Linked DNA regions of Homo sapiens: region 2 is linked to region 1. The links are chromatin contacts, found by Hi-C in ENCODE. All regions are on one chromosome and are shown on one strand. Each heading gives the region's core, a stretch centred on a gene start or an enhancer-like site at or near the end of the contact. The rest is flanking DNA. Distances are from core to core; before and after follow the strand shown. Region 1 holds the start of ECHS1 (enoyl-CoA hydratase, short chain 1). Region 2 holds the start of CYP2E1 (cytochrome P450 family 2 subfamily E member 1).

What was found. A loop is a pair of places that touch in the nucleus more often than their neighbours do. Pooled maps may share reads with other maps.
Region 2: a map of PC-9 shows a loop between it and region 1 (3-fold over the local background). The contact joins the promoter of CYP2E1 here to the promoter of ECHS1 in region 1. A Hi-C loop is called at or near these places in 1 of 168 maps with a recorded cell type or tissue (PC-9) and 7 of 50 pooled maps.

What each region holds. Positions count from the first base shown.
Region 1 is chr10:133,371,155-133,374,603 of GRCh38, reverse strand. It overlaps ECHS1 (enoyl-CoA hydratase, short chain 1), which reads left to right and starts at 1,250. Exons shown (of 8, transcript NM_004092.4): 1 at 1,250-1,358. The coding sequence starts at 1,271. It overlaps MIR3944 (microRNA 3944), which reads left to right and starts at 2,941; the gene lies at 2,941-3,048. RefSeq lists an enhancer at 507-596 and a silencer at 978-1,487.
Region 2 is chr10:133,522,607-133,528,790 of GRCh38, reverse strand. CYP2E1 (cytochrome P450 family 2 subfamily E member 1) reads right to left here and starts at 1,428. Exons shown (of 9, transcript NM_000773.4): 1 at 1,219-1,428; 2 at 151-310. The coding sequence starts at 1,395. LOC105378575 (a long non-coding RNA gene) reads left to right here and starts at 1,832. Exons shown (of 5, transcript XR_946512.3): 1 at 1,832-2,031; 2 at 2,648-6,184. It also overlaps the pseudogene LOC124902569. RefSeq lists cis regulatory regions at 1,725-1,749, 2,975-2,981, promoters at 1,421-1,974, 1,333-2,790, 1,421-5,140 and enhancers at 1,975-2,102, 2,391-2,803, 4,811-5,131.

The sequences.
Region 1 (3,449 bases), core at 1-2,500:
CATTTACACAGGGCGTACACCAAGTAACCAATGGAAACCTCTAGAGGGTATTTAACCCCCCCAAAAAATCTGTAACGGGGCTCTTGAGCCGCTATGCTCAGCCGCTCCCACAGTGTGGAGTTATTTTCGTTGTCTTTTCTTGTTTCTTTTTTGAGACGAAGTCTGGCTCTATCGCCCAGGCTGGAGGGCAGTGGTGCGATCTCGGCTCACTGCAACCTCCGCCTCCCGGATTCAAGCAATTCTCCTGCGTCAGCCTCCCGAGTAGCTAAGACCACAGGCGTGCACCACCACGCCCGGCTAATTTTTGTGTTTTTAGTAGAGAGGGGGGTTTCACCATGTTGCCCAGGCTGGTCTCAAACTCCTGACGTCAGGTGATCTGCCCGCCTTGGCCTCCCAAAGTGCTGGGATTACAGGCCTGAGCCACCGCGCCCGGCCACACTTTTGTTTTCCATAAATCTCGCTTTTGTTGCTTCCTTCTTTCCGTGCTTTGTTTGTGCGTTTTGTCCAGTTCTTTGTTCAAGACGTCAAGAACCTGGACACCCTCCACCGGTCACAATAGCAGTTTCGCTTTCCATTCCATTTTATCCAGGGTGGTTTTATCTCCACCCTGGCGTTTGCAGAATCCGGGCAAGTACACAAATGGATGCTCCACAATACTTGTCTAGATATTTAAAAGGTATAAATAAAATAACTTAAATGAATGAAATTTTTATTATTTAAATCTGTTGAAGTCTTGTGTGCATGAAAATAAAACTCCTCCTAATGTGGCGTTCAGTGCCCACGCCGCTGCCACCGTGCCTGGCCCTGCGCCTGGGCGCGCTGTGTCCGCTGCTACAGACGCCGGCGGGCAGGCGGGCAGGCGGGCAGGCGGGCAGGCGGGCAGGCGGGCAGGCGGGCAGGCGGGCGGGGGGAGGCGGCGCAGAGCCCGGCAGGCGCCGCCGTTGCCTCCGCCTCCGCGCGGTCTCCCCGGGGCCAGCTGGGACCCCGAGGGCTGGGGCGGGGGCGGGGGCGCGGGCGACTGCGGCGGGGCCTGGAGGGCGCTGGTCCCAGCCCAGGGCGGGGTCCCGGGGACGCCCCTCGGCCTTAGATCCGCGAGCGGCAGCTCGGGCCTGGGGGCGGGGCCTGGCGGAGAGCGACCCGCTCACTCTGCCCGGGCTGATCTCGCGAGGGCCGCCTGGTCTCGCGGCGCTGGCCTGTGGGCGGAGCGAGCCCTGAAAGGCTATAGGCGAGGGGGCGGCTCCGCGGGGCCGGGCGAGGAGTCCAGAGAGCCATGGCCGCCCTGCGTGTCCTGCTGTCCTGCGTCCGCGGCCCGCTGAGGCCCCCGGTTCGCTGTCCCGCCTGGCGTCCCTTCGCCTCGGGTGAGTGCGCGGTGAGAGCTGGCGGCCCGAATCTCCTCCTGACTCCGACCTGCACGCCCAGACCAGATCCCAGACCGCACCCCCCTCCCACCTGACCCCGCATCCCCCACCTGACCCCAACCCACACCCCTCTTCCGCCTGACCCCGCACCCTCACCTGACCCCTACCCGCACCCCACTCCGCCTGACCCCGCACCCCCCCGCCTGACCCCGCACCCCCCCACCTGACCCCGCACCCTCCGGCCTGACCCCTACCCGCACCCCACTCCGCCTGACCCCGCACCCCCCCACCTGACCCCGCACCCCCCGGCCTGACCCCGCACCCCTCTTCCGTCCGATCCCGCATCCCCAGGGCCTGACTCCGCACTCTCCTGCCTGACCCCGCACCTACCACCTGACCCCGACCCGCAGCCCCTGCCTGGCTCAGGCCTGCAACACCCCCCTCGCCTAGTGCTGCACCCCCCACCTGACCCGCACCCACAGCCTGACCCAGGCTTAACACCCCCCCACCACCCGCCACCCCGCACCGACACCACCCACCTGACCCTGGCCCGCACCCCCACCCCCTGCCTGGCTCTGCAGGAGGCCACTCTCACCAGGCCACGTCCTGCGGGAGGCCCGGCGGCTGGCTGGTACTGCCCCAGTGCCAAGACCTCTGGCCAACTGGGCGCAGGGTGGGGGTTGTAAAAATCCGGGGTGTTCCCTCGGCTCTAAGAGCAGGCGTAGCTCCTGTGCAGCCGGCCAGCCCGAGAACAGGAGATGCAGGTGCATTTTGTCCTGGGTGCCTCCTGACCAGGGCCACCCCTCAGAGGGTCCTAAGGGAAAAGCTGACACCTCCTCCCCAGCCACAGGGGGCTGCCCTCTTCCTCCCTCGTGGCTCACCCGGGGCCCCACTCATGAGCGGCCATCACCGGCTCTAGTATCTGAGGAATCTTGGGCCATGCCTTGGGCTGGGGAAGAACTCTTGCTTCCTCTTCCTCCCTCACCCTGTGTAGCAGTGGACCACTGAGTTGTGTTGGTTTCATCTCCATGCTCTCCTTGGCCTTCGGCTTCTCCACCCTGACAGCAGCCCTTTCCTGGATCTTGCATGGCGGGCACTGCTGCCAGACACTTCACCTGTGATCTTCCAGTTACCCCTAGAAACCCACAGGATACGGCGGGGCACAGTGGCTAATGCCTATAATCCCAGCACTTTGGGAGGCTGAGGCAGGTGGATCACCTGAGGTCATCAAGACCACCTTGGCCAACATGGTGAAACCCCATGTCTACTAAAAATACAAAAATTAGCCAGGTGTGGTGGTGTGTGACCGTAGTCCCAGCTACTCGGGAGGCTGAGGCAGGAGAATCACCTGAACCCTGTAGGCAGAGGTCGCAGTGAGCCAAGATTGCGCCACTGCACTCCAGCCTGGGCAATAGAGTGAGACTCGGTCTCCAAAAAAAAGAAACCCATAGCACAGGGACTATGATCCCTGCTCTGCCACTAACGGAGGCAAGCATCCAACACACAGGCTACCTTTGTCTTTTCAGGTTCACCTTCTCACCCCTGGAACGCCATTGTCCTTTGTCTCCTTCCCACCTTGCTGTCCACCCAGCAGGCGCAGGTCCTGTGCAGCAGGCCAACCGAGAAGCGCCTGCGTCTCCCATTTTCGGGCTGGCCTGCTGCTCCGGACCTGTGCCTGATCTTAATGCTGCAGGAACACCCAGGATTTTCACATCCCCCACCCTGCGTCCAGTTGGCCAGAGGTCTTGGCACTGGGGCGGTACCAAGTGCAAGGAGCTGCCTTACACCCCCTCACCTGTTGGCATTTGTTGAAAGAAGGTGTTTCCTGGTGCCTTGTCTCAGCAGAGTCCAGGGCTGTCTCCAGAGTGGTGTCCTGGGAAGAGCTGACCAAGGCATATTAGGAGAAGGAAAGCGGCTGTGGGCTGTGTTCTGTGCTGGGGATTTTTCTTTTTTTCTTTTCTTTTTTTTTGAGACGGAGTCTCACTCTGTCACCCAGGCTGGAGTGCAGTGGCATGATCTCAGCTCACTGCAAGCTCCACCTCCTGGGTTCATGCCACTCTCCTGCCTCAGCCTCCCCAGTAGCTGGGACTA
Region 2 (6,184 bases), core at 179-2,678, 150 kb before region 1:
ATCGCCCTAATCCTGATCTCATCCTTCGGATGCTGTTACTATAATATTACTGTTAGTTTATTATTTGGCCATCGCCGACGTGGCTAGCGCCCGTAACTGTCCCGGGGCGTGTTATGCACCCCCCGCTCCGTGCCAGGGACGCGGACTCACCCCTGTCCCTGTGCGCATGGAACGCGGGGAGGTCGCCTCTGCCCGAGAACTCGTCCTTGTAGTCCAGCAGCGCTTCCTTCACCGCCTTGTAGCCGTGCATCACCACCATGCGCTGCGAGCCCACGTACAGCGTGAACACCGGCCCGAAGCGCTGGGCCAACTGCGGAGACCCGTGGCTAGAAGTCAGGCCCGCCGCGCGGCGAGGAGGTGCGGGGCTCTAAGCCACACCCCTGCCGGGCGGGTATTGCTGTTGCTCTAGAGAACCCAGAGGGACGTGGGGAAAAGCTGTCTTTGTCCAGCCCGAGGTGGGGGAGACCCTCCCCTCAAGAGGCTGCTGCGTCTGCAGGGCGCTCGGGGGGTTCCAGCTGCTCTGCTCCCCACCCGCCTGGACTCCGCGGACAACTCCGCGGCAACTCCGCGGACTCCGGCTCCTCACGTCCCTTCCCTCAGGCGCGCCCACCAACCACCCCGTTGCCCGCTTCCGGAATCAAGGTTCTGGACCCGGTTCTGGCGCGGGAGCCCGAGCTGGAGCAGGCGACCCCCGCCCGCCGTCAGCCTGCGCCCCACAGAGCGCACGCGCAAGAGCGCAAACACCCAGCGCCTGCTCCGTGCTGACGGCGTTATCAGTTCATTTAACGTTTAGGTTTGTTGGCCCATTCAGTGTTCACAACAGTCGTAGGCGGCAGGTATTGGTGCCACACGGGCTGGCCCAACACTTCACGTTTCAACTCGTGCTTTGGCAAACACAGGCGGACGCCCAGCGAGTGCGCATCTGGCCGCCAGCCCGGTTATCCTGGCGTCGCAGCAGCCCGGCCTCGCCGGCCTCCCCATCATCAGCCCCAGGACAAGGCACCGGCGGGGGCCTCCGGGGCCTGGCACGCAGGCTCCGGGCTCCAGCTGCACCACAGGCGACACATTTTGAGTGTCGCTCCAGGATGCTATCAATTCAGGTAATTCACAACAGGCTGGTATTGAACAACCACAATTTGTCTGCAAATGAGTTGAATACACACATACCAGATCCAATTGCTGAGTTATTCTCCCTAAAATCAACACTATTTCTCTTACCCGGGTGAAGGACTTGGGAATATTCTTCAATTCCAACTGGAAGAGGTTCCCGATGATGGGAAGCGGGAAAGGGCCTGGGGGCAGATTCCAGCTGCTGTGCACCTGCCTCCACATGGACACCAGCAGGAGGAAGGCCGCCCACACCAGCAGGGCCACGGTGACTCCGAGGGCAGACATGGTGCCGCTGGGGCCCTGCTGCCAGCCCGGGAGACAATCCTGTGGAAACGGAAGGTTTTTATAATGTGTTCTGAGAAGGAGGGTGACCCACCAACCAATGCCCTCTTGCTACTCGTCTATCCCAAATTACTGGTTTATTATTAGCTGCTGTTGGCCATCGTTTCAAAGGCTGATTCCCGCAATGGTGGCCCCCAGGGGTTCCAGCCAGTGACCTGGTGAGGATGGAGTTGGACTGTGTCAACACCCTGGTTGCTAGCACCTGTCACTGTGCCAGCAAACACATCCAGGAACATGTTGCCAACCCATAGTTAAGAACGTGGGGTGAGGTACCGTCCTGCCCTTTGGCACTGGTTAGACAACGGGGAACTCCAGCCACATCCCCATGCATTTGTTTGGAGTAGGGTTTATGTAATACAACTCCAACCCCATGCCGACCACCTCTAGACACGGTACCGGCCCTCCTGGTGCAACAGCCTCTTGATGTCTGATGAGGAGGTTTGTCTGAGCAGCCCCCAGTAGTACCTGAATCACCACCTGCCACATGAATGGGGCCAGAAGGAAAATTCAACATCGGAATTCGATTCCACTTTCTCAAGTTAACTGGAAAATTCCATGGAAGAAAAATAAAAGGAAAGAGTGAGTCAACCAATTCTGAGAAAGTTAATCTCTGTTTTCATTTTTTTTAAAGGTATATATTCTGGCTGTAGAAAATTAAGAAAAATTGTTCTTTGGAATTATTCCAAATTTAAATTCTTAAAAAATTACATTAGAGTTTTATTGGATTTGTTTTACATTAGGGTAAATTTAGAAGACGATTTTAAAGATATCTTGTCTTTGTTGATCCCGGGACACAATAGAGCTCCACATTGACTAGCTTCTTCTTTCATGTATTAATTATTTTCTTCATACAGACCCTCTTCCACCTTCTATGAAGGTAGTCCATAGGTATTTTGTGGAGCTTTTTTGTGTGTGTGGTTAGAATGAAGAGAATGTTTTTCATTCTGTCTTCTAACTGGCAATATATAGAAGTTCTTAATTCATAGGTTGCAATTTTGTACTTTTATATTAACAATGAATCTTTATGTATAATAGAAAATATGATGAGAAATGAAGAAAATAAAAGTCATTTACAATCCAGCCAAATCACTTGTGGATTTTGAGTTATGCCATTCTATACTTGTATTTATACAAAAATGAGACTACATACTATATATTGCATTCTAACCCAGTTTTTCTCTTGACAATTTATTAGCCACATAAGCAAGTCATTGGTTGTGCTGCACCTAACACTGCACCTCTCCTGAACCAAGAAGGGGCGTTGGCCTCTGGCAGAGGCTTCAGGGGCCTTTGCTTCCCTCTGGTTTTTGGCACCCCTCGAGGTGAGAACTGACAATGTAGACTCGACTGGCTCACGGGTGGGTTAGCCTGCCGCCTCCTCCTCTCTTTCCTTTCCAGTGGCCAGTGTGAGGTGGCAGGGACAATTCCCTGGGCAGAAACAGCTGTCCAGACCCCTGAACCCTGTTGTCCTGTGTGGGCCCAGCCAGGCCTGGCCGGGACAGACACCCATTGGGGTCCACAAGTTTCCTCGATTACTGGTTCCTTCTTCTAGTGCTTGAGAGCAGCAGAGTCAGCTCCCCACAGACTGAAATTGAAGCCTTGGCTTTGGTGGGGTGAGAACAGGAAGCATCAGGGTGGAGAGGCAGAGCAGGCCTCTGGCTCCCCTGGGCTGAGGACACCTTGTCTGTGCAGCTCACCTGAGTGTGCACATCCCAGGCGGGACCCGCGTGCCCTGGAGAGTCTGTGCCTCACAGGGATGCAGCTGTGGTCTGAGTCCTCTGGCCATAATACTGTTAGATGCCCAACCAACATCAAATTTTATATACGGGAACACCTCGTTTGAAAATAATGACATTTCTGTGTGCTTCTTTTCAGAAGCCGGGGCTTTTATTTGTTTTGCATCTGTCCCATTGGCAGGACACTCTAGGACAAGGTGAAATAATCAGGATGACAGAGTGCCTGTGCCTCTGCCCGTGACAAGGTGAAATAATCAGGACGACAGAGTGCCTGTGCCTGTGACAAGGTGAAATAATCAGGACGACAGGGTGCCTGTGCCTGTGACAAGGTGAAATAATCAGGACGACAGGGTGCCTGTGCCTCTGTCCGTGACAAGGTGAAATAATCAGGACGACAGGGTGCCTGTGCCTCTGCCCGTGACAAGGTGAAATAATCAGGACGACAGGGTGCCTGTGCCTCTGCCTGTGCCCGTGGCAGGGTGTTCTTCAGGCTTCCATCACGTCTGCTGTTGGCTGGGTGTGGCAAAGAGGTGACTGTATTGGGACAATTTTCTTCTTTCTCTAGATAACTAACAGTGTTTATCAGGGATGAGAGTTGGGTTAATGAAATCTTTTTTTGATTGAGACAATCCTGTGATTTTTCTCCATAGACCTGCTAGTATGATGCTAGAAGAAAACACTGTCTCACAATGTACCATAAAATTACCATAAATTTTTATATTGTATCATAAAAGTACCTCATAGTTCCACATCACAACCAACTCGTTCATGGAGTGATACTCTTTTAACACCCTAAGGATTCAACTTGTTAATAGTATTTTTAGTAATTTTGCATCTATACCCACAAATAAAATCGGGCTATAATTTTTGTGTTATATTAGGTTCTTGCATAAAAATTGCACTATTCTAGAAATCATTGCAAAACCCCTGTCTTCTCTGTGACTGGGGATACTTTATACTGTAGGGGAATTTTCTGTGCTTCAAAATTTTAATAGAACTCACTAGTAAAGCAATATAGAGAAGATTTACTGGAATTAAATAATTGTTTATAAAGATTAGAAAGATAATTTTAATTGGGGAAGTAAAATATCTCCTTTTAACGAATGCAAACAACACAAAAGTGGGTGAAGTGGAAACTGCGAGTCCCAAATTCACCCTACAAAGGCAGCTTCCATATTTTAAACCCCATTGAGAAGGAAAGATTCTGCTAATTCTCTTTTTATTATTTGCAGTTTTAATTTTGTACCTACTAAAATACTTTTTGGCACTTACTTTAATTCTGTGTATAATGTGCATTTGAGTTACTAGTGTTCTTTGACTTTGACCCAAGAGACTTCCTTTAGTATTTCTTATGACAGGCTTGTGAATTCTCTCGGTGTTGTTTATCCAAGAATGTCTTAATTTCTCTTTCTTTTTGACATTTGATCTTAGCCAAAAGGCTGACATATTTTAAATTTTAATTAATAAATTAATGGGGGAGGGTACCAGAAAACCTGCTAGACAAATTCTAAAGAGCTGTAATACTTCTCTCTTTTTGGAAGAATGTTTTCTGGATATAGAATTCTTGGTTAGCAGTGTTTTTCTTCAGTGCCCTGACTGTGTCATCTCACTGCCTGCTGGTCCCATGGCTTCTGGTCAACAAGTGCTGTTATTTTATCAAGGGCTGATTTACCTGACGACTCATTTGGTTTCGGCGGAACAGGTTCCTGCTATTTTATCCAGGGCTGATTTACCTGATGACTCATTTCGGTTTCGGGTGAACAGGCGCTGCTATTTTATCAAGGTCTGATTTACCTGACAACTCATTTTGGTTTTGGGTGAACAGGTTCCTGCTGTTTTATCAAGGGCTGATTTACCTGACGACTCATTTCAGTTTTGGGTGAACAGGTTCCTGCTATTTTATCGAGGGCTGATTTACCTGACGACTCATCTCACTCTTGCTGCTTCCAGGACTCCCAGTTTCCCTTTGATTGTTTGACTACAGTGTGTGCAGGTATGGCTCTCCTTTCATTTATTCTATTTTGAGAATAAATGAATAAATGACAATAAATGAATATTCATTTATTAAGCTTTTGGATATGTAGATGGATCTTTTTCATCAAATTTGGGGAATTTACACCCATTATTTCTTCAAATAGTATTTTTGTCCCCTTATTTTCTCTCTTTCTGTGATTCCCATTGTACCTGTTAGATACCCTTGATGATGTCCCAAAGGTCTCTGAGGCTCCATTCATTTTTCAACACTTTAGCTGGTGTTCACATTGCAGTTCTGGAGGAACAGATTTTCAGAGCTTCTTATCCTGCCATTCTAGAAGTGCTTCTCTTGTCTATCCTATTTATCAGGAAAATGAGAGCTTTCCAAGAAACTTCCAGAAAATCTGAGATTTTTTAAATTCTTGGTTAGAATGTCACCACTCCTCTGTGCAAGAGGGGCTGGAAAGTGGAAAGACCTTTTAAGTGAATGTGTCAAAATATTAAGGGAATTAGGAATGGGATTGATTACTAATCAATAGTGTGTACCATACTATGGTTGTAAGTATTCTGTGTATTCTTCCAAACTTCAAAAACAATTTATATAAACATACACACACATACTACATTTTGTATTTCACAATTTGTCTATTTTGAGTTGATGAACAATTCAAATGGTTTCCCCAACTATTTATGTTACAAAAGGTGCCACAATGGTGCCCTGTAGATGTATCTTTGTTCAGACATGCACCTATCTCTGTAAGTCAGTTTTGTGGGAGTGGGACGGTTAGGTCACTGGATATGTGGATTTACAATGTTAATAGGTATATAAAACTGCTTCCTCAAAAGGTTGAAACACTTAAAACCCCCCACAGTAGGATGGGAGAGCCAATTTCTACACATCTGCTCCAACACTAGATACTGCCAGTCACCGATAACTGAAAATTCATATGTCATTACTTTAATTTGCATTTCTCTGGTCAATAAAGAAGTAGAGCATCTTTTCATCTACTGATTATTTATTT